2 separate regions of the Homo sapiens genome follow, and region 2 is linked to region 1. A link is an interaction called in ENCODE POLR2A ChIA-PET data of the cell type or tissue named here. Cell type or tissue: PC-3. All regions are shown on one strand. Links, peaks and the distances in the headings refer to the core of each region. The heading gives the core; the rest is flanking DNA. Region 1 holds the start of SNORA41B (small nucleolar RNA, H/ACA box 41B). Region 2 has its middle 310 kb from the start of SQOR.

What was found. Peaks named below come from ENCODE experiments on the same cell type or tissue, not always from the same donor. Only the 100,000 strongest peaks of a DNase experiment are listed, where the experiment ranks them.
Region 2: POLR2A ChIA-PET joins it to region 1 with 10 read pairs; 2 of 35 experiments call an interaction of 5 or more read pairs at or near these places.

The regions. Positions count from the first base shown.
Region 1 is chr15:45,532,670-45,545,237 of GRCh38, reverse strand. SNORA41B (small nucleolar RNA, H/ACA box 41B) reads right to left here and starts at 7,987; the gene lies at 7,859-7,987. It also overlaps the pseudogene HMGN2P46. In PC-3, for the core only: no CTCF peak of the experiment used is centred there; no DNase peak of the experiment used is centred there; H3K27ac peaks cover 497 bases.
Region 2 is chr15:45,936,164-45,948,731 of GRCh38, reverse strand. No RefSeq gene overlaps it. Among named protein-coding and RNA genes, the nearest start is that of SQOR, 310 kb to the right of the region's middle. RefSeq lists an enhancer at 1-619. In PC-3, for the core only: no CTCF peak of the experiment used is centred there; a DNase peak (open chromatin) is centred at 5,281; H3K27ac peaks cover 1,570 bases.

The sequences.
Region 1 (12,568 bases), core at 2,446-10,445:
CCCAGCTATTGGAGAGGCTGAGGCCAGAGAATCGCTTGAACCTGGGAGGCAGAGGTTGCAGCGAGCCGAGATCACTCCATTGCACTCCAGCCTGGGCGACAAGAGCAAAACTCTGTCTCAAAAAAAAAAAAAAAGAAAGAAAGAAAGAAAGAAGTTTCAAACACGCAAAAGTGAATATATATAATTAATACTGTGAAATACCCTATAACTAGATTTAATCATTATCAAGATTTTCCTACACTTGCTTCACTTTCTCCCACTTTTAAAAACTAAACTAAACTATTTTAAAGAAACTTAAACAAATTTACAGAAACAAACAAGTCCATTAATAGGAACAGACACTTTTCAAAAGAAGACATACATGTGGCCAACAAGCATATGAAAAACAGCTCAACATCACTGACCATTAGGGAAATGCAAATAAAAACCACAGTGAGATATCATCTCACACCTGTCAGAATGGCTATGGTTAAAGTAAAAACATAATAGGTACTGTCAAGGTTGTGAAGAAAAAGAAATGCTTATACACTGTTGGTAGGAGTGTAAATTAGTTCAACCATATGGGAAACAGTGTGGTGATTTCTCAAAGATCTAAAAACAAAACTACCATTTGACCCAGCAATCCCATTACTGGATATACTCAAAGGAATATAAATCATTCTATCATAAAGACACATCCACACGTATGTTTGTTGCAAGACTATTCATAATTGCAAAGACATGGAATCAACCTAAATGTCCATCAGTGGTAGACTGTATAAAGAAAACATGGTATATATACACCATGGAATACTATGCAGCCACAAAAAAGAGTGCGATCATGTCTTTTGCAGGGACGTGGATGGAACTCGAGCCCATTATCCTTAGCAAACTAATGCAGGGACAGAAAGCCAAATACCACATGTTCTTACTTATAAGTGGAAGCTAAATGATGAGAACACATGAACACAAAGAGGGGAACAACACACACTTGGGCCCACTGGAAGGTGGAAGGTGGGAGCAGGGAGAGGATCAGGAAAAATAACTAGTGGGTAGTAGGCTTAATACCTAGGTGACAAAATAATCCATACAACAAACCCCCACGACAAGCGTTTACCTGTATAACAAACCTGCACGTGCACTCCTCAACTTAAAATAAAAGTTAAAAAAAAGAAAAATTTCAAACATACAAAAGTATTCTAGGTTTTTAAATAAGTAAAAGGAAAAAAGTGAAGAAAATAATATAATGAATATATATAAGGTATAATGAATAGTATGAAATACCCTATAACCATGTTCAATCATAATCAAGATTTTCCTACACTTGCTTCACTTTCTCCCACTTTTATAAACTAAACTATATAGCCAGGCGTGGTGGCTCACACCTGTAATCCCAGCACTTTGGGAGGCTGAGGTGGGTGGATCACCTGAGGTCGGGAGTTCGAGACCAGCCTGACCAATATGGAGAAACCCTGTTTCTACTAAAAATACAAAATTAGCCGGATGTGGTGGCACATGCCTGTAATCCCAGCTACTTGAGAGGCTGAGGCAGGAGAATCGCTTGAACCCGGGAGGCAGAGCTTGCGATGAGCCGAGATCACACCACTGCACTCCAGCCTGGGCAACAAGAGCGAAACTCCCTCTCAAAAAATATAAAAATAAAAAAAAAAATAAAAATAAAAAAACTAAACTATATTAAAGAAAATCCTAGACCCCTCCCCACTGCCATGGTGTAAATGTTTCTGTCCCCCAAAATTCATATGTTGAAATCCTACCCCACCCAGATGATATTAGCAGGTGGAGCCTTTTTGGAGACGATTAAGTCATGGAGACAGAGCCCTCATGAGATAAGTGCCAAGACCCCAAGAGGCCCCTAGCCCCTTATACCATGTGAGGACAGAGGGAGAACACAGCCATCTCTTAAGCAGGAACCAGGCCCTCACCAGACATGGAATCTGCTGGCACCTGGATCTTGGACTTTTCAGCCTCTAGAAATGTGAGCAAAAAATTCCTGTTGTTTCTAAGCCACCAAGCATATGGTATTTTGTTGTAGCAGCCCAGGCTGACCGAGATAACCATTCACTTTAGTGTGGATCTCTAAAACATATGAACACTTTCTTGCATACTCACAATATTTTCCTTTGTATTTACTAGTTTTCGTAAGCTAGGTTAGTGGGAGATGAAGGCACTCTCAGGCTGTTAATAAAATCAAGTTTCAGACTCTGATTTCACAATGAACTTACCAAAGTAAAGGCCACTTTGTGAGGACTCTTCTAATCACCAGGATTCCTCTGTCTGAACATGTTTTAAGGATTGAACAACAATCCAGGCCCCCCTTGCTTTTCACATGTACAAGTCTATACACACTTGTGTGCAAATGCATTCACCATGCACACTGATATGGTTTGGCTCTGTGTTCCCATCCAAATCTCACCCCATTATCCCCACATGTCAAGGACAGGACCAGGTGGAGGTAATTGGATCATGGGGGCAGTTTCCCCCATGCTGTTCTCATGATAGTGAATGAATTCTCATGACATCTCATGGTTGCATTAAGCATCTGGCATTTCCCCTGCTTGCACTCACTCCATCCTGTTGCCCTGTGAAGAAGGCACTTGCTTTTTGCCTTCTACCATGACTGCAAGTTTCCTGAGGCCTCCCAAGCAATGTGGAACTGAAAGTCAATTACACTTCTTTCCTTCATAAATTTCCCAGTCTTGGGCATTTCTTCATAGCAGTGTGAGAACAGACTAATACACACACACAAACACATGCAAAACCAAGGGAAAAAATGAAGTAGGCTGGGCCCGGTGGCTCACGCCTGTAATCCCAGCACTTTGGGAGGCTGAGGCCGGTGGATCACCTGAGGTCAGGAGTTTGAGACCAGCCTGGCCAACATGGTGAAACCCTGTCTCTACTAAAAATACAAAAAATCAGCTGAGTGTGGTGGCGCATGCCTGTAATCCCAGCTACTCAGGAGGCTGAGGCAGGAGGATCGCTTGAACCCAGGAGGCGGAGGTTTCAGTGAGCGGAGGGAGATCACACCATTGCACTCCAGCTTGGGCAACAAGAACAAAACTGCGTCTCAAAAAAAAAAAAAAAAAAAGAAGTAAACCCCTTCTTAAGCCCAGTAAATCAGTTTAAATCTTTTAAAAAGCATAACTTGAATCTACTGTCACAATTCTGGTAGGCTGTTGAGATGAGTGGATATGCTACCTACACAGAGAACACAAAATGCAAAGGTTAACATCTATGCTGGCCAATTTTTTTTTTTTTTTTTTTTTTTGAGATGGTCTCGCTCTCAGGACCTGATTAGAGTCAGAAACTTGATTTTTTTTGGCAGCCTGAGAGAGCCTTTATCTTCCACTAACCTAGCCTGCAGTGAGCTATAATCATGCCAGGCTGGAGTGCAGTGACTCAGTCATAGCTCACTGCAGCCTCAACCTCCCAGGCTCAAGTGATTCTCCTGCCTCAGCCTCCCAAGTAGCTGGGACTACCACATCCATATGCTGCACCACCATGTCCATATGCTGGCCAATTTCTAAAAGTGGCTTCAAAAAGAGTAAATAGAACATCAGAGATATAGGAAAACATCAGCTTCTGGAGAAGGGAACTGAAAAGCATAAGGTACCACAAACAGGCAGTATTTCATGCCAGGGCAAAATTCTGCTGGTTTTGCCTTATCATTCCTATCTTGCTGTGTAAGAATCTCAATATCTTCCCCTGCCTTCCTCCATCATACTCATGTGCCCAGGGGAATGACTTCACAGGAAGTTCCTTCCTTTCCCTTCCTTTCTCTTCTTCATCCCTACCCTAACCCCCCAACCCGCCAAATGCCTCTTCCACTAACTCCACAATGTCTTGATTTTAAAAACTAGGGACACATTTCTTTGGTCTAAGACATGTTTAGCACATAGCATAGCATCTGGCATACAGACTCTTTTTTTTTTTTTTGAGACAGAGTTTCACTCTTGTTGCCGAGGCTGGTGTGCAATGGCACGATCTCAGCTCACTACAACCTCCACCTCCCGGGTTCAAGCGATTCTCCTGCCTCAGCCTCCTGAGTAGCTAGGATTACAGGCATGTGCCACCACACCCGGCTAATTTTGTATTTTTAGTAGAGACGGGGTTTCTCCATGTTGGTCAGGCTGGTCTTGAACTCCCTACCTTAGGTGATCCGCTGGCCTCGGCCTCCCAAAGTGCTGGGATTACAGGCATGAGCCACCACCCCCGGTCAGTATACAGACTCTTAAGGAATATTGAATGGATGGGTGGATGGATAGATGGATGGATGATTACTGTTTTCAATACAAGGATAATACTTCAAGACCTACCCAACTTCTGATGGAAGTGCAACATGACACTGAGGGGCCATTGGCAAAATTGGGTAACTGGTCATAACAACTGGCTGTATACTCAGGAGGTTGGAAAAGCAAAAATATGACATACATACCCTCCCCACCACCATTATGAACCAACAAGCCTAAGAAAGGAGGAAAAAGGTCAGAGTGAAAAGACAATGGGCACCTGACTCATACAAACCTGATGCAAATCTTGATTCCTAACTGTGTGACTTAGAACAAAATATTTATAAAATTTCATTTATTCCATGTACACAATGGGAACAATAGTGTCTACTATGAAGGATTGTTATAAGGATTATATTAAATAGTGGGCTGGGCGTGGTGGCCCACACCTGTAATCCCAACACTTTGGGAGGCCAATGTGGGTGGATCACTTGAGGCCAGGAGTTCAAGACCAGCCTGGTCAACATGGCAAAACCCTGTCTCTACTAAAAATACAAAAAAAATGAGCCAGGTGTGGTGGCGCATGCCTGTAATCCCAGCTAATCAGGAGGCTGATGCCCAGGAATCCCTTGGACCCGGGTGGTGGAGGTTGTAGTGAGCCCAGATTGTGCCACTGCACTCCAGCCTGGGTGACAGAGTGAGACTCTGTCTCAAAAAAAAATAATAATAATAATTAATTAAATAGTGTGTGTAAGGTTCCTAGCACAGTGGGCTCAAAATATTATAATTTTTATTACATGACAATATTTATTATCATTTAGAAATTTATAAAGGGAATCTGGAAAATTATGGTTCATTTGTGAAATAGGCAAGCTAAATAAATAAAATTAATTTCAGAGAAGACTGTCAAGATGATATCTTTAAAGAGAAAATCTGACAAATTTCTGTGAGGTTTTTACATGTTTAAGTGGTTAAAAAAATGGAAAAGTAGATAAACAACAGCTTAGTATTACTCACCTAGAAGCCTTAATAAAACCTTGGACAGGTTTCCAAAGGACAGGCTAATAATAAAAGTTGCGTGAAAGTGGAATGTTTTGTGAGGCAATAAGGAACTAGCTCAGAAGCAAAAATAATGGGTGGGCCTGTTGATTCAAGGTAGGGGAGGGAACTAGAGGCCCAAGTGACAGTTCCTGGGAAGGCAGTGGATATATGAAGGGCACGGTAGTCACATCTCTAATTCTGGATTTCTCGATGGAAACTGTGCAGTTCTCAACAGAAAGATGGAGTCCTGTGCACTTGGGGGAATCTGGGCAAGTGATACTTGGGTGTCAGGCACCCACAGAATGGACCTCAATAATAGGAAGGGAGAAGGAGACTAATGTTAATCTAGTAGTGACTAGATCAGGCCATGTGCCAGGCACATTATCTCATTTAAGTCACCATAACCCGACACTAGTTATGTTATTACCTCCATTTTACACAGAAGGACACTGAGGCTCAAAGAGATCTTATAATTCATCTAAGTTCACTCTGCTAGTAAAGGGAGGGAACTCTCATAGGCATCAATGCCCCAGGCAGCAGGCTGTGGCCTACTGGGTTGCTTGCTGACCACCTAACTCTGTGCCAGGCACAGTGCCAGGTGCAGAAGATACAGTGGTGTGCAAAGATACAGTCCCTCACTCTCTTGGAGCTTAGAGTCTAATGAGAGTTAGTAGCAGCCATTAGTCAAATAATGCCACTAATGAAGATAACATTACAAAGTGAAACATGTAACAAATTGACTCATCTAGACTTTGGGGCATGATGGGTGCCATGCAGGAGAGTGGCTCTAGAGAGCTTACCTAATTAACTAGCTAAAAGAATGATGAAGAAAGGTATTCCAAGTGGAAGCTGCACATGAAAAGGCCTGTGCTCAGAACCCCAGAAAACACAAGTTTACTGCAGCTACACTACAGCTCAGAGGAAAGAGGCAAGTGCCTGAGCTAAGCGTGGAGGCATGGAAGAGGTTGGAGACACAATCAGATTTCCATTTTGAAAGGTCCAGTGTATTTTCACAGGAGCCACTAAGATGCTTGAACAGCCACAAGCAAGCATTCTGGTGGGTTCCGGGGCCCCAGCTATACCTGGCCCAAATGAAGGCAGTTGGGTGGTATAAATACTGCTGCCTTAATAGTACATTTGAGGGCCGGGCACCGTGGCTTATGCCTGTAATCCCAGCACTTTGACAGGCTGAGGCGGGTCCATCACTTGAGGTTAGGAGTTCGAGACCAGCCTGGCCAACATGGTGAAACCTGTCTCTACTGAAAATACAAAAATTAGCCAAGGATGGTGGTGGGTGCCTGTAGTCCCAGCTACTTGGGAGGCTACTTGTGAGGGCAATAGGGTGAGAGTCTGTCTCAAAAAAATAAAAAATAAATAATAAATAAAAGAAAATAGGCCAGGTGCTGTGGCTCACGCCTGTAATCCCAGCACTTTGGGAGGCTGAGGTGGGTGGATCACGAGGTCAGGAGTTCAAGACCAGTCTGGCCAATATAGTGAAACCCTGTCTCTACTAAAAATACAAAAATTAGCCAGGCATGGTGGCTGTAATCCCATACCATGGGCACCTGTAATCCCAGCTACTTGGGAGGCTGAGGTAGAGAACTGCTTGAACCCAGGAGGCGGAGGTTGCAGTGAGCCGAGGTAGCGCTACCTGGGCTCACTGCACTCCAGCCTGGGCAACAGAGTGAGACTCCGTCTCAAAATAAGTAAATAAATACATAAATAAATTTTTAAAAACAGTATATTGGGAAGTGAGGATTGATGAAACCAAGAGCCTAAGTCTCAGGCATCTGTGCTAGGAAAGGACATACTAACATGTGTAAATGATCTGGAGGACAGCCTATGCGATAAAACCTCTAACAACACTTCTACGCAGATAGGTCTAGATCAGGGGTCAGCAAATGCTGGGCCAAATCGCGCCAGTGCCTGTTTTTGTACAGCCTGCAAACTAAGAGTGGTTTTTACATTTTTAAGTGGTTGAAAACAATGGAAAGAAAACTAATATTTTGTGACACATTAAAATTATATGAAAGTCACATCCCAGTTTCCATAAATAAAGTTTTATTGGAACACGGCCATGCTCATTTGTTTATTCTCTTTGGCTGCTGCTACAACAGCAGAGTGACTGACTGACACCTGAGGATTGCTGCAAAGCTAAAATTATTATTATTATTATTATTTTTGAGACGGAGTCTTGCTGTGTCGCCCAGGCTGGAGTGCAGTGGAGCGACCTCAGCTCACTGCAAGCTCCGTCTCCCGGGTTTACACCATTCTCCTGCCTCAGCCTCCCAAGTAGCTGGGACTACAGGCACCTGCCACCACGCCCGGCTAATTTTTTGTATTTTTAGTAGAGATGGGGTTTCACCGTGTTAGCCAGGATGGTCTCGATCTCCTGACCTCGAGATCTGCCCACCTCGGCCTCCCAAAGTGCTGGGATTACAGGCGTGAGCCACCGCGCCTGGCCTAAAATTATTATTTTTTAAAAAGAACAAGAAGCAGCATTATTCAAATACTGAATTATATTTTTTTCCAAGTCTTCTTAATTTGTTTTGAAATGGATCATCTCCTGCCAAACAAAACTACAGAATACATCTTGTGTCTGTCACACATATGCCTACTCTCTGTTTTGCTAAGAAAGAGGTGTTTAATCCTCTTTTCTTTCCCACAGAGAAATGCAACAACTGCTACCATAAGAAGAGCTGCAGACCAATAGTGGTGGAAGTGAAATTATTTATTATCTGGCCTTTACAGAAAACGTTTGCCAATTCCTGAGCTAGATAATCAGAAGAGCCTATAAATCTGACCATGTGATCTGACAATTGACAAATGAGCTCTCGTGGGAGCAAGTGCAAAATAATGCACTTTGAGATAAAAATATCCAAACTATTTACAAAAGGAAGACAGGCCTATGAGCTTTGAGGTCACAACTCAGGACTAAACACAACTGGGAGGATTAAAGGCAGCTAGAGTAGTAGTACGTGAATGTCCTCCCCTAAATTATAACAATCAGTACACAGTAGAGGGGGTTGGTTATCTGTGGGCCTCACCTGATGTGGGCCTGGGGAAAAATTTCCAGGAAAACTAAACTAGGATTTTCCATTTTCACTTAAAAATTACACATAGGAAGAGGCAGAGGTTGCAGTGACCCCAAATGATGCCACTGCACTCCAGCCTGGGCAGCAGAGCAAGACCCTGTCTCCAACCAACCAACCTTTTTCTCCTTTCAAAACTTTTGTTCTAGGCTGGGTGCGGTGGCTCACGTCTGTAATCCCAGCACTTTGGAAGGCCAAGGCAGGCGGATCGCCTGAGGTCAGGAGTTCAAGACCAGCCTGGCCAACATGGTGAAACCCCGTCTCTACAAAAATACAAAAATTAGCCAGGCATGATGGTGAGTGCCTGTAATCCCAGCTACTTGGGAGCCTGGAGTGGAAGAATCACTTGAACCCGGGAGGTGGAAGTTGCAGTGAGCCAAGATCGTGCCATTGCACTCCAGCCTAGGTGACAGAGGGAGACTCTGTCTCAACAAACAAACAAACACACAAAAACCTTTGTTCTAGCTCTAAGGCAACTTGGCTTCTCATATCACTGGTCCTGTGAAGGGGGCCATGCAGGGAAATGGCAAAGGTATATCCCCCAGGATTATGAAGATAACCACAACAGTGATCTGCTGAGTCTCTTAACGGCAGTTGTTTAGCATGCATTAGCTTCCCCAGCCTGACCCACAGGTGTCATTTCCACACCTGCAAAGCTGCAGAACTGACCTGGGACCTTGATGGCTCTAGCAGGGTTCTGACCATGGGGGCCCTGCCTGGATGTGGCTGGCCTCCCTCTTGGACAACTCTGACCTCTTCCATTTTCATGTAACAGGAGTCACATCCGGAGTTCCCTGAGAAGACATAACCCAGACCAGTGTGCTGCAGGGCCCAAAAGGAACAAGGTGTCTTTCCCAAATAAGATTCTCTCCCCACCCAGAAAAGACTCCACCAATATCAGGGTCCCAGAACCTAGTCTAATGCCCAGGTAAATTAGTCCTAGTAAACTGAAAGTCCCATGTCCTGGGAACCCCCCTCACTTCCAAGCAAACCAAGTTGGTCACCTGCCAGACAGGTTCCTCATTTACAATAGGCCTCTTATCCTACTGTTCCCCAGGGCTCACCTGGGGCTGCTCCACAGTTTCTGCTGCCCCAAGCCCAGCACTCAGAATATTCAGAGCTGCTCCTTCTTGGGAAGGGTAGAGGACAGCATGGGCTGAGGGGGTCACTGGGGACAAGATTGGGATCAGAGAAGATCAGGAGACTAAGGAGAAGGGGTTCCCAAGGAGCCCCAGCTGTTAGAGAGTTGGATCTAAGACTCTGTCTTTAATGCCTGCTTGTGCTTCTGTTCATACAATGCGGATTAAACAGTTACCGGAATCAGGAAAGTTTTTCAGTATTTACATTGTTTAGGGATAAGGAAGAACTACTAAAGGGAAGGCTGCCTTAAATCCTATTGCAAATGAGCAGAATGTAAATTATTCAAATATAAATAACAAAAAGGAGGGTAAAACTGTTGGTCACTATAAAATAGCTGTAATAACTGCAGTAATTTATATTTAATTACCATGTGGCATAGGGATTATGAGACACTGCGTCATGCATATCATACACCAAGCTCTTTGTGATAAGGGCAACAAATTCTGCTCCATTGTGTGTGCTCTTGGGGTCAGCTTAAAATCACTAAAGATAAAATTTGGCTTAGTCTTGGGATTTGCTTCAGGGAACACAGGCAGTTCAACAGCAGGTGAACTTGTTACATTTGATTCTGGGAGGACCAACATAAAGATACCCCAAAAAAAATTAATGTCATCTTTATTTGTAAGGGAATTCTGGAAAAAGTTCAAAGTACTTTGCAGATTTTAATCTAATTAATTCTCACAATGACCCCTCAAAGGAGTTTATACAATGGCCCTCATTGTTTGAAGCCACAAGTTACTAGAGGCCACAAAAGAGTCACTTTGTCTGCAGTTGCTTCTTTGTCCTGGCTTGATTCGTAAATGTTATAATGTTCTTTGAAATAGATATAGTATAAATATGAACTAAGAGTGTATTAATAATCACTGATCTTATAAGACACATTGATATCACCACTTGAAAAAATTCCTTAGAAATGGCCTTACACTCCAGCTTAAAGAAATAGAAATGTTTATGTTAAAGGAGAATTTAAGGTTATGGATAAACTCTCTATGATTAAAATATTTGCGTATATTTGTCCATGAGTATTTACTGGGTTCCTGCTGCAAGTATGAGATCAGGTGCTATGGCTGCAAAAACAGCTTAGGATAGGAATGAAGTAACAATGTGTGGTGGAGTTCTAAATAAGTTCGAAATAAGTCAGAATGCGTCATTAATAAACCAAGGACTGGGTTTAGCAATCCTAAGAAGAGACGAATGTAAGTGGAAAATTCTTTCTTTTTTGAGACAGAGTCTTGTTCTATCGCCCAGGCTGGAGTGCAGTGGCGTGATCTCGGCTCACTGCAACCTATGCCTTCCAGGTTCAAGTGATTCTCATGCCTCAGCCTTCCGAGTAGCTGGAATTACAGGCGTGCACCACCACACCCGGCTAATTTTTTTGTATTTTTAGTAGAGATGGGGTTTTACCACATTGGCCAGGCTGATCTTGAATTCCTGGCCTCAAGTGATCTGTCTGCCTTGGCCTCCCAAAGTGCTGGGATTACAGGGGTGAGCCACCACCCCCGACTGAGAATTCTTGATGATTAGCATTTGTCCATACCCTTGCTTTGTAGTTTAGTTCAGGTGGCATGGTCTTTAATGTCTCTTTCTGGTAAAGCGGTAAAGGAAGATGCTTTCACATACAAAATCTTGTTTGATTCTTACAGTGTCCCAATGAAATAGGTAAGACAAACATTATTTTCCACTTTTTACAGACAAGAAAATAAGCTGAACAATTATTAATATTACACTGCTAGGGGTCACAGTGAACGGATTACAAAATTAGATGCTGAATCAGTTTCTCTGAGTTCTCTTGTGGTGCTCCTGTCTACGATGAAACTCCCAATGTATTTCCAAGTTCAGCCTTCCACCCTCAACTTTAAGCTCCTCTAGCCCAGCCACCGCCTCAGACTCTGGGGCTGGTATCCTAACTCCCAAAACCCCTTCTCATCTTGGACCTCCTATTCCTGCTAATTTCAGCCAGATATGCTTAGAGAAATCCATAGGAACATTTACTTTAAAACTAAGGGTCTCAGTTTGGCCGGGCGCAGTGGATCATGCCTATAGTCCTAGCGCTTTGGGAGGCCAAGGCAGGCAGATCACCTGAGGTCAGGCATTCGAGACCAGCCTAGCCAACATGGTGAAACCCCATCTCTACTAAAAATACAGAAATTAGCAGGCATGATGGCACATGCCTGTAGTCTCAGCTACTTGGGAGGCTGAGGCAGGAGAATCGCTTGAACCCAGAAGGTGGAGGTTGCAGTGAGCCGAGATTGCACCAATGCACTCCAGCCCAGGCAACAAGAGCAAAACTCTGTCTCAAAACAAAACAAAACAAAACAAACAAAAAAAAAAAACTAAGGGAAAGCAAAAAACAAAGCTATGAGAACAATGAACTTGACTAAATTTCGGTTTTGGCTGGCAGGTTGGTTTGCCTTACGGGGTAGATGGGCTCTTGACCCTCTCCTTTATCTCCTCCCTGTCCAAAAGGGGGCCTTTGCCATCCTTGGGCAATTCTCTTATCTATTTTGGGTCCTTCTCCTTCTCTTTCTCCTCCCTGAGAGGAGGTATTAAATTGAAACTCCAGCCACTCTGTCAGAGGCATTTAAACCAGAGCAACTCCATCTTGAATAGGGGCTGGGTAAAATAAGGCTGAGACATACCGGGTTACATTCCCAGACAGTTAAGGCATTCTGAGTCACAGAATGACATAGGAGGTCGGCACAAGATACAGGTCATAAAAGACCTTGCTGATAAAACAGGTTGCAGTAAAGAAGCCGGCCAAAACCCACCAAAACCAATATGGGGATGACAGTGACCTCTGGTCATCCTCACTGCTACCCTCCCACCAGCATCATGACAGTTTACAAATGCCATGGCAACGTCAGGAAGTTACCCTACATGGTCTAAAATGGAGAGGCATTGCCCGACACGGCAGCTCATGCCTGTAATCCCAGCTCTTTGGGAGGCTGAGGCAGGTGGATCAAATGAGGCCAGGTGTTTGAGACCAGCCTGGCCAACATGGTGAAACCCCATCTCTACTAAAAAATACAAAAATTAGCCATCCTGAGCGACAGAATGAGACTCTGTCTA
Region 2 (12,568 bases), core at 2,059-10,058, 400 kb before region 1:
TGGAAAAAGTTTAAGGCAGAGAATATATGAGAGTTGAATCGAGTTATTCAAATATGTTTCACATGTGCGCTGGAGCCTACTGGCTATTTGCTTTCTGGTTCTTTCAGATGTATAGCTTCCTCCATTTCCTTGAATTTTCTCATTCCTCTCAAAACCAGCAGGAGAGCCATTGCTTTGTGTATCTGGTTTTTAAAAGACTCCTTTCTTGCCTTTGACATGGTTACTGCGGTTTCCTAGTCAGGCTTTGAACTGACTTTTCACATGAGCAATGAGATGCTGTGTCCCTTTGAAAAAATATGCTCTCTTTCAAATTACTGCAGTAGCTCTCAGACTCTAGTGTACACTAGAATCACCTGGGGGTGCTCGTTAAAACAGACTGCTGGGCTCCATCCCCACAGTTTCTCATTGAGTAGGTCTGGGGTGGGGCCAGGCAATTTGCATTTCTAACACATTCCCGAGTGACACTAAGGCTGCTGGTCTAGCACTACACTTTTAGAACTACTGCTATAAACCAGCATCAAGTTCCTATGGGTTTCTGAGCCAAGTGGTATGTCACAATCAACACACAAATGGCATCAGGAAGCTAGCATAAGGCATATGCTTGGCTTGTGCATATTTGGTCCCCTCAGAAAGTGTCTCACCTTGAGCCTTCACTTCCTAAGGCACTGTTTCCATGTCTCCTGCCGCCTTTTGTATATGCTGGCTTTGGTGGTGAGAATTAGAAAAGGATCCTTCAGTAGACTTTTCAGATGCCTACCCAATTATCACCCCTCTTCATCTGTTGAACCCAGTGGCTTGAAAAATCTTTAAAACAAAGCTTTAGTGCTGTTTTCAACAAGCTTTACAAAATACAAAATAGCAGACTGCCAGAACAGCCAGACTAAAGTGACAGTAGGTCCCTGGCATCTGCAGGGTCAAAGTGCCTCATTGTCCTACCCAATTTAGTCACTGTTGAGCTCTCCTCATACCTAAGGGGTTACCCAGAACCCCTTAAGGGTTGTTAGAAAACTACTTGTAAAAATAAAGTTTGGATTCAAACTTGGCTTTTTTCAGTTTATCCTAGCAGCCACGACTTTTTAAATAAATTTTAAAACCCCATTTAGTCTCTGAGTAATTGTAACTATATGTTGAGATAAACATCTAGACAATACAGAAATGTTTATTTTTCAAGCAGCAGACATTTATGCTTTGCTCTTGTCCAATTAAACCAAAGGTTTAATGATGTAAATGTGGTCTGGGGCTAAGATCCAATGGAGGGACAATTACAAAACTGCACTATTTTTTAAAAATCACCTTCTAAGTAACCTGGAGAATAGACTTAGTGCTTGAACTACAGGAATCTAGGAAAAGGTGATAGTGTAGAGTTGAGAAATTCTGGCATGATATGATGTCATGTATGTATAAAGCCTTATATTGAGAAAAAAGAGACCAGGCATGTGAAAGAACATTGTGCAACCCATTTGCCTGCGGCAGCCATCTTTGCTGGGACAGGTTCATAGATGCTGTAGATGATTTGCAGATGCTGACTGAGGTTTTCCAAAAGATCCTCTTTCTTTCAGCATCTTCTCTGAAACTATAACTGAATCAAAGACTTACAATATGTTCAACATTCAACAAATATTTATCTAGAATCCACTATGTGCCAAGCACTTAATTAAAACAATACACATACTAACATTTGTTACCACTTAATTTATGTTTTATTGAAAATTCTCTGTTTTACTAGAAAGCCATTCTCCGCCATGACACAATATATCCATGTAACAAATAAGCATTTTATCCCCTGGATCTAAAATAAAAACATTTGTAAAATAAAAAATAAAATTTTCTCTGTTCACCTTAGATTTTAGCACTAGAAGAGTCATTCTAGGCAAATCTAGAACAAGCGCTAGACTACTCACAAACTATCACCTGGGGGAAATCAACCGGAGTTTCTGCTGTCAAACAAAAGACCAGCTGTACCCCACCAGCAGTTCCCAACCTTGAGCACACATCAGAATCTCCCACAGGACTCATTAAACACAGACTACTGGGCTCCAGACCCAAGTTTCTGATTCGGTAAGTCTGGGGTGGGGCCTGCGAATTTGCATTTCTAATAAGTTCCCAGGTGATGCTGATGCTGCTTGGTCCAGGTACCATACTTTGCCTAGAATATAATGATTATTGTCTATAAGTTCTCTGTCTTGCTGGGATGCCCCTTTCCAGGCCCAAGAGCAGAACATTTTTGGGTTTGGGTTTGTTTTTGTTTTGTGTGTGGCTGTTGATGTTTTCAGGTTGCAAGTGTCTTCAGCTCTAAGTCTGTATATGAGTCAAAAAGAAAACTAGGGAACTCATCATTCCCTAAGGAGTCATTCTTGAGCTCTCTAGTCAGCCTCCCTTCTTTTTCTACCCTTCAGAGTCTCATGTTTGCTTTCTCTAAAAATGTGCAGGCTTAATGCTAAGTGAAGTAAGCCAGACACAGAAAGACACATACTGTATTATCTCACTGATTTGCAGAATCTTTAAAAAGTCAAACTTAAAGAAATAGAGAGTAGAATGGTGGTTGTCAGGGCTTGGGGATGGGTAGTGCAGAATGGGGAGATGTTGACCAGAGGGTACTAAGTTTCAGTTAGTAATAGATCTTGAAATACGTTTTCAAGATCTATTGCACAGCATGGTGACCATAGTTAATAATCATGTATATTTCAGATTTCTAAAAAAATACATTTTAAATGTTCTCACCACAAAGAAATACACATTTGAAGTGATGGACACATTAATTAGCTAGATATACTCATTCTACAATGTATATCAAAACATCACATTGGACCCATAAATATGTACAATTATTCATCGGTTTAAAATAAAAATTTAAAAAACTTGAAAATGAAAAACATCCAGGGTATTTATCTGTACTTACCAGGAGAATAGGGAAAAGGACATCTCCATCTTCCTGGAAGCAGAAGTTTCTGGACCGCACTTTGAGAACCACTCCATTAGATGATCTCTGCATCCCTTCCAGTTCTACCCTTTATCATTATACTTTTTTATTTATTTTTTCCTTTTCAGTTGACACATAATAATCATACATATTTATGAGATACAGAGCGATATTCTGATATATGTATACAATGTTTAATGTTCAAATCAGGGTAATTAGCATAACCATGCCCTGAAACATTTATCATTTCTTTGTGCTGTGAACATTCAAAATTCTCTTCTAGCTTTTTGTAAACATATATCATAGTTAGCCTTATTCACCCTACAGTAGTGCATAACACCAGAACTTATTCCTATCTGGCTGTCATTTTTTTGTCCATTAATCAATCTCTCCCTGTCCTCTCCTCCCCAATCCCCTTCCCAGCCTCTAATAACCACAATTCTACTCTCTACTTCCATGAGCTCAACTTTTTCAGCTTCCACATATGAGTGAGACGATATGATATTTATCTTTTGCTTAACATAAAGTGTTCCAGGCTCATTCACGTTGCCAAAAATCACAAGCTTTGATTCGTTTTATGGCTAAATGGTAGTCCATTGTGTATATATACCACATTTTCTTGTTATTATAATTTTTAAAGTGTCTCTGTGAATTCATGAAACACACGGTAGAGCAAACACTCAGCAACATAGAGAAGTGATAGGGCCGGCTCTCTGGGCCTCTCTGTATCCTTTCCTGTGTTCGGATTAGCACCAGATTGATTGGCACTATCAGGTGTGAGGTCTGAGGAGCATCTGCTAACTCCCAGCTGCCAAGCTTCACCTACCACACCTGTGCAGACCGTGCCTCCAAACAAGGATTCTGGTTTCCACTATTTGCTAACCTGAGGCCCATCCTCTGGGGCTTCTTTCTTTTTTTTTTTTTTTTTTTTTTTTTTTTTGAGACGGAGTCTCGCTGTCGCCCAGGCTGGAGTGCAGTGGCGCAATCTCGGCTCACTGCAGGCTCCGCCCCCTGGGGTTTACGCCATTCTCCTGCCTCAGCCTCCCGAGTAGCTGGGACTACAGGCGCCCGCCACCTCGCCCGGCTAATTTTTTGTATTTTTAGTAGAGACGGGGTTTCACCGTGTTAGCCAGGATGGTCTCGATCTCCTGACCTCGTGATCCACCCGCCTCGGCCTCCCAAAGTGCTGGGATTACAGGCGTGAGCCACCGCGCCCGGCCGGCTTCTTTCTTATCAGGACTGATCTGCTAAACCTTTCTATGAATGGTAAAGGTGAGTGCAAAGTGACCATCTACCTCCCAGAAAACAACTTTACAGGAACTTTATTCCTCCTTAACTCAGAGGAGAGATTAACGATGGTTTCGGGTATTTTGAATTGTCCTAGTCAAAACTGGCATCACTTCTTGCCTGGTTTTCACAGTGGCTTCCCAGCTGCTCTCCCCCATACACTGACATCCCCTTCTAATGGCCTTTCAGCCCCCCAAAATCTCGGTGACCTTCTCAAAATGAGATTCGCATGGCTTGCTTGGAACATGTTCATGATGTAGCTGTTAAAACAAATGGTGAAATACATGGTATGTCTGACATGGCCCTGCCCACTGGTCAGTCTCTTCTCATACCACTCTGTGTCCCCTGTGCTCAGACACAAAGACCTGGGTTGGCTTTCTCAACAGCTTCTTTGGCTCTATACTCCTTTCTACTACTGAGCTTTAGCTCTTAGTGCTCATTTTCCCTGAAATGCATTCCCTACTTAGCTAGTTAACTCGTACTCATTCTCCTTCAGATATAAAATCAAGGCTTTTCCTGATCACATAGGCCTGGCCATGCCCTGCTGTTACTCATTTATGCATTGATTTTCCTTCATAGCATCTGTAATCAAATCATCACAAAATTTGTTTCTTTATTATACATGTTATATCACCAGCACCTAGCACAATAGCTGGTACATATGGCATGTTCAATAAATCTCTTGAATGAAGTACATTTGAGCAGGAGAAACTTCCTCAGAAATATCACATCTTAATCACATGTGCTACAAAAAAAGAAAAAAATATATTTGTTTCACTTCAATAATGCCCAGCACAAAGTAGTCACTCAAACATACTGAAAGAGATCAATGATTTCCATATTTTATTTCATTTGCTAAAGAACTAACAGAGTGCTCAATACTCAACATAGCGGATTTTTGCCACTTACAAGAGCTCTGTGTAGAGACCTTGGCTAATCCCTCAACACATGAACAAACCCATAGCATATTATTTACTCCACAAAAGTGTGGTTCAGTGATGACAGATAAGCCTTTAACTCCTCATGCTTCAGTGAAATGACTGTTCCGCCTTCTGACTTTAAGTTGTATTTGCATAGAGACTCAGTCATGAGTTTCCTAGGCTTATCCCCAACCACAGATAACTGCTGGTTAAGCATTCACTAAAGTTTTGTCTTTTATTTGATGAGCCATTGTAGAGTGAACCAAAGCATTCACTGAAAATTTATGAGTCACTTTTTTTGTTCCATCGAGCGCATATGGTAAAGCTAGCTCTGGTCAAGGACAGAATGCTAGCTAAAAATAATTTGGAATAAATTAGACTGTTAAATTCAACCAAGAACCAACATTTTTTCACTTTGTCCAGAATCACAGACACCATAACGTGAATAGATATCTACCTAGAGCCTCACAGGTGCAAAATTCTTAAGAAGCTACAAGCCTCAGACTAAATCATAGTAATTATTTATATGTGAACAAAATCCCAGTTCACTTATTTAAGTGTAATTTGCACAAACTATACAACATCAGTTAAAATATATTTGCAGCTACTTTTTAAAGAAAACCTGTTTTGAGACATTGCATTTATAGAATTGAGCTAAAAGATTGTCAGATATTCATAGAACAAAAACGAATTTTATGTAATATAAAACACATGCAATATGACTACTGCAAGGGTAGTTATTCAAAGCTACATGTCAGTGAGCAAAACTGACTTGGACCACAAGCAACTTCAACCAATCAGAATTTTTAAAATGCCTAATCACAAATTGTCACAAAGCCAGAGAAATGTGTATGTGCCAACTATCAGAATTTAGTAACTAAGCTATAGTAGTAGCTGCTGTAGTGTCTCATAAACAACATAAGTCAATTGAAAAGTAAAAGCAATCAAAACATAGCTACCTAAAATTGGAAAAGAACATAATAAGGCCAGAAAGTTTGAACTGGGTCATGCAAAAAAAGGATGAAAGGCAATTTGAGAGAAATTACTTTGAACAAACTCAAGGATAGGTAACAGGTATCATTTTAAGTACCCAATTTGATGTCTTGGTGGAGACTGCCTAGAGAGGCTCAGAAGATTTGTGAGGCAGGGGCTGAATTTAGCAGGAAAGAAAAGCTAATCAACTTCCAATATCTGTCATGGGCTTGAAAGAAAAGGCTGGTGAGACACATGCCATATTTTGCTGACCTTAACCTAGGATCTCTCTGGTTTTAAAGCTACTTCTGACTCCTCCTTGTCTGAACCAGCAGAAGCAGTTGGCTTTATTTGGAGTGATATTTTTCTCACACACACACAAATTAAAGTTGTTTTTTCACTGTAACAAAATTTCTAGCTAAGGGAGCTAATGCATAGCAGACAGTCATATCCCACTGAGATGCAGCAAGGTTTACCAGGCAGCTAAGTGGCTTGCCGCTGCCCAGCACCTCACAACATGATCAGTTCTAGACCCTGCCTCAGCATTTTCCAAATTACTACACAGGCCTTTAGGGTCACTCACTATCAGTTAAAAGTGTGGTGGTTAAATGCATAAATGAGGCTCAGAACTTGGTTTATGCATGTGATTGTTTGCTTCTAGACATAGCCTTTGATACAAGTTGATAGTTTTAACTGGGAAAGTAGATATAGATGAATACACCTGTAAGTAATGCCAACTATGCAAATGTGAAGAAAAGAGCCCTTTATAACTGGGCCTTGAATGATTAGTAGAATTTTGAAAGCAGATTGGTGGTTTAAAAAAGTAAATATTTCAGCCTGAGCAGCCCTGAAGAAAATGTTTTTGATCTTAGTTCCTGCTGCTCTCTCCAAAGAGTCTCTGGGTACTTTACCAATAGCGTCATGCACCACATGACAATGTTTCAGTCAACAATGGACTGCATGTATACTGCATATACAACGGCAGTCCTATAAAACTATAATGGGGCTGAAAAAATCCTATCCCCTAGTGATACCACAGCCATCACACTGTCATATAGCACAATGCATTATTCACGGGTCTGCGGTGATGCTGCTGTCAGTAAACCTACTGCGCTGCCAGTCACATAATAGTACAGCACATACAACTATGTACAGTGTATAATACTTGACAATGATGATAAACTACTATGTTACTGGTTTATGTATTTACTATACTATACTTATTTTAAAGTGTCCTTCTACTTATTTGAAAAAAAAATTAAAAGTTACCTATAAAACAGCCTCAGGCAGGTCCTGCAGAAGGGATTCCAGAGGAAGGCATGGTTATCATAGGAGATGACAGCTCCATGCATGTTACCATTCCTGAAAACCTTCCAGTGGGACAGGTTGTGAAGGTGAAAGACAGTGATATTGATGATCCTGACCCTGTATAGGCCTAGGCTAATGTGTGTGCTTGTGTCTTAGTTTTCACCAAAAAAAGTGTAAAAAGTGAAAAAATATAAAATAAAAAATTTAAGAAATAGAAGAAAAGCTTATAGAATAAGAATATAAAGAAAAAATATATTTTAGTACAGCTACAAAATGTATTTTAAGTGAAGTATTATTACAAAAGATTCAAAGAGTTATTTTAAAAGTTTATAAAGTTACAGTAAAATAACATTGAATAAAGAAAAATTATTGTATAAATTAAGTGTAGCCAAGTATATAGTATTTATATTCTACAGTATTATACAGTGATGTTCTGGGTCTTCACATTCACTCACTGCTCACTCACTGACTCACCCAGAGCAAGTTCTAGTCCTGCAAGTTCCATTCATGGTAAGTGCCCTCTACAGGTGTATCATTTTTTATCTTTTATTTTGTATTTTTACCGTACCTTTTCTATGTTTAGATACACAGATGCTTACTATTATGTTACAAGTTGCCTTCAGTATTGACTACAGTAACATGCTGTACAGGTTTGTGGTCTAGGAACAATAGGCTATGCCATCTAGCCAAGACGTATAGTAGGCTATCCCATATAGGTTTGTGTTAGTACACTCTATCATGTTCACACAATGGCAAAATGACCTGATGACACATTTCTCAGAACATATCCCCATCAGTAAGTGACATATGACGGTACTACTAAAAGCTTGGTTTATGTTAACTCTACTCTTCTGCTTCCTGGCTGTGTGAATTAGTGGATGTCATCCTAGGATATGCTAGTGAGAGAAAAAGAAACTGCAGAGCTAGAAAACCACTGCTGTGGCCAATGATTCTCTTGCTCATTTTTCTTTTTATGGATTTATTTATTTTGACTTTTAGGTTTGGGGGTACACGTGAAGGTTTGTTATGTAGGTAAACTCGTGTCACAGGGGTTTATTGTATAGATTATTTCATCACCCAAGTATTAAACATAGTACCCAATAGTTATTTTTTCTGCTCCTCTGCCTCCTGCCACCCTCCACACTCAAGTAGACTCCAGTGTCTGTGGTTCCCTTCTTTATGTTCATGAGTTTTCATCATTCATCTCCCACTTGTAAGTGAGAACCTACAGTATTTGGTTTTCTGTTCCTGTGTTGGTTTGCTAAGGATAATGGCCTCCAGCTTCATTCATATTCCCACAAAAGACATGATCTTGTTCTTTTTATGGCACATACTATTTCATGCTATATATGTACTACATTTTCTTTACCCTGTCTGTCATTGATAGGCATTTATGTTGATTCCATGTCTTTGCTGTTGTGAACAGTGCTGCAATGAACATTCACATGTATGTGTCTTTATGTTAGAATGACTTATATTCTTCTGGGTGTATACCCAGTAATGGGATTGCTGGGTTGAATGGTAGTTCTGCTTTTAGCTCTTTGAGGAATCGCCATACTGCTTTCCACAGTGGTTGAACTAATTTACACTCCCACCAACAGTGTATAAGCGTTCCCTTTTCTCCACAACCTGCCAAGTTTTCTTGACTTCCACAGCGAGTGAAGCCATGAATGTGATGTACGGTGTACTGTGCTTCCCAGTATACTCAGGACAATGAAAAGGAATAGCACAAACTTAAAATATTAATGACAGGCCAGAGGCCCCTTTGCTGATTCAAGATTTAAGGCATTTTTTTTTTGGTTGGGTCAGGACACAAGGGCTTCAAGTGTTCCATGCCACAGAGAAATTTTTGAGTGATCTGCATTAGCCTTGCTAGTTAGAAAGACTCCCTGCCTAATCACAGATAGTTGCCCGGAGCAGCTCCCGCATGGATGACAAAAGGCCTCAAACCTGCTTGTGTGTGTCTGCTGTATGCTGAAGCAAATCCAGTGCTTGTGGCCAAGAAGAATGGGATGCAGTAAATTGCTTTAGTATGCTTCTCTGACCACAATCGGTAAGTTAATTTGATTAGTGACAATTTTAATGATCATATTTTCTATAAAAACATGGATTTTCGGGTAGCCTTTTGTGCTTTGCATTCATTTCTATTAAAATCTTGGCTAAGTGCACAGTTTGACGTTAAATAGTACCATCTTAAGACGGGTTCTACTGAAGCAGGGCCTGAGAAACGGACTCTTGTGCATTCAACTGATTTTTGAGGGAAGTTTCTTCAGGAGAAGGGACATCAGGGAAACAGAATAGGAAAGGGGAACAAAGCAAAGCTGGAGACCAGCTTCAGCCTGACCCCTGGGGAAGTTCTAGACAAATATGGCACCACAGAGTTAGTTGCACCTTGAGGGAAGAAGACTGGCCTTTGTACACATTTGCCAAAGTCATTAGCCAAGGTGGCTGGGTGTGATGGCTCACTCCTGTGTTCCCAGCACTTTGGGAGGCTGAGGTGGGTGGATCACTTGAGGTAAGGAGTTCAAGACCAGCCTGACCAATACGGTAAAACCCCATCTCTAAAAGCCCAGGAGGTAGAGGTTACAGTGAGCTGAGATCACACCATTGCACTCTAGCCTGGGCAACAGAGAGAAACTCTGTCTCAAAAAAATAAAAATAAAAATAAAAACAAAGTCATTAGCCAAAGTCAGTTCTCAATAGGGGATATCTGTGATAATTATCAACATTCAACAGCAGCTGGGGGATCTGAGTGGGACACCCACAACACCCACTATAGGAATTTTCATTGGCAACTGGTCACTTATGACTATTTTATTAACCAGCTGATTTCTCCTACTTTACCCTCCGCCTTTCTAGTTCAGGTGTTGACAATCTTTTACATAAAAGTACATATTTTAGGCTTTACAGGCCATATATCATCTCTGTCACAACTACTCAACTCTGCCGTTGTAGCACTAAAGCAGCTATAGATGATCCATAAACCAAAGAGCCTGCCTATGTTCTGATAAACAATAATATTAACAAAAACAGGCAGCAGATCAGATGTGGCCTGCAGCCGCTGACCCCTGCCTAGTCCATCTCCTGCCTCTCCACTTCCTGACGTATTTCCTTGACTACTCGTCTATGCTCTCTCTCAAACATAATCTCACATGTAACCACATGGAATTTTTCTCTTTAAGTCTGTACCTCCTCCTCTCCCTCTTCCCTATTGCCTCCTGGTCTTCTATTTTCTCTCCTATTCCTTTAGTTATCTTCTAACTCACCGGTATATCCATATATTCTAAAATGCAGTCCTGTCAGGCTGGTCTTCCAGACTACAGCAAAAACATTGTACCCACTACCCAGTAACAAATTCTGTACTCATTCCAAATGGCTGCAAGAATCCTGGGTCTTCTGTTTGTCTTTCTTCAGTTTAGCCATTTCTTTGGTAAAATGAAGATTGGTTCATGTTTTATCTGATATATTTTGAACAAGAAAAGGTATTGATTTTCAATCAATCTGGTTGCCCAAACTAACCTCATGCCCTCCTCAAGGTGGACCTAAGAACATTATATAATCAATATTCAGAAAAGCAATCAGACACAGCAGGTGGAGTTTTCTGTGAAGCAGAGATAAGTTTGTTTTCCATGTAGAAGGCTCTTTTATCCCCCCGCTTTTAAGGTTGCTTCAGTCTCCTAGAACCCACTTCTTCATGTGACTGCTCTAAAAGGAATAGTCTAAAATATCTTTCCACTGGCAGGAGGGATTCTGCCAGAGTGGGGGTCTCAGAGACAAGAAGGCATAGAGGCCCAGCAGAAATCTCTAGATTAATAGTCTTTATAGTTCTGTCTTAGTTAAGGCCAATTTGCCAAAGTAAGAAATCACTTGAGAGTGTAGCTGTGGCTACAAACTAGACAGTTGCTTTCATAGAAGAGGACCCAAAGCAGACATTCTTGGGGACGGGGCGGCAGCCATCACTGTAGCAGCTCGTAGAGATCTCAGATAAATCTCCTAGACTGACACCTGGGGCAGTAAAGCAGTTGGAGGTGGGGATATGCAGAAGGGTGATGGATACAGGAGACACATTCACTCAAAAACACCAAACTACAGGAGGCCGAGGCGGGCAGATCACAAGGTCAGGAGTTCGAGACCAGCCTGGCCAACATGATGAAACCCCATCTCTACTAAAAATACAAAAATTAACTAGGTGTGGAGGTGGGTGCCTGTAATCCCAGCTGCTCAGGAGGCTGAGGCAGGAGAATTGCTTGAACCTGGGAGGCGGAGGTTGCAGTGAGCTGAGATCGCGCCACTGCAGTCCAGCCTGGGTGACAGAGCAAGACTCCATCTGGACGAAACAAAACAAAATAAACACACACAAAAAAAAAACTACAAGAGCAACTTTACTTCTCATGGGGAAAGTCCCAGGGGAAAGAAAAATTGCCGTCATTGAAAGATGTCCTCAATTACTGATTCTAGAAGTCATCTTGGTGAGGATAAGAATTCATCTTAGGGGCTAAGGCAGGTTCACTTCTGAGGTACAAATTACGACAGCAATTATGTATCTGATCCCACTTGGAACAATAGGTCTTGGACTTAATTGGGGATAGAAATTCATTTCTGGAGTGTGGGAGGCTCAGCTCACATAGGGAAGTTCACTTTGGGCCTAACAGTATGGAGAAATAGTAGGAGGCAGGGCATTCACTATCCTGTATTTGTTTTCCTTCTTTCTTCAGTATTCAGTGAGGGTTGGGGACTATCACTGCTAGGAATGCAAAGCTGTAAATTTTACTTATAGAATTCTTGTCATCTGTGAGGTAATAAGGAAGTAGCTTGCTTGCCAGAAAGTAGGGGTATCTTAATTTAGATTCTCCCAGGAATAGATCATGAGACAAGGAATAGAGAACAAGTCATTTATTTGGAAGGTGATCCAATAAACCATGGCAGGGAAGTGGGAATGAAACAGAAAAAGGAACGTATCAAGCCAGCTACCACTGTGGGCAACTACAGCTTCATCCCACTGGGAAACTCTAGATATCCATGCAGTACAGACAATTCAGAGATATCCCGCTAAGACATTGATTAAGAGCTGATTATGGGACATTAATTCTGTGGCACTTCTAGCCTAGCTTGGGCACAAGCAGTGCACTCCAGCTGCTTTAGACAGCCCTCCAGTAAAGAA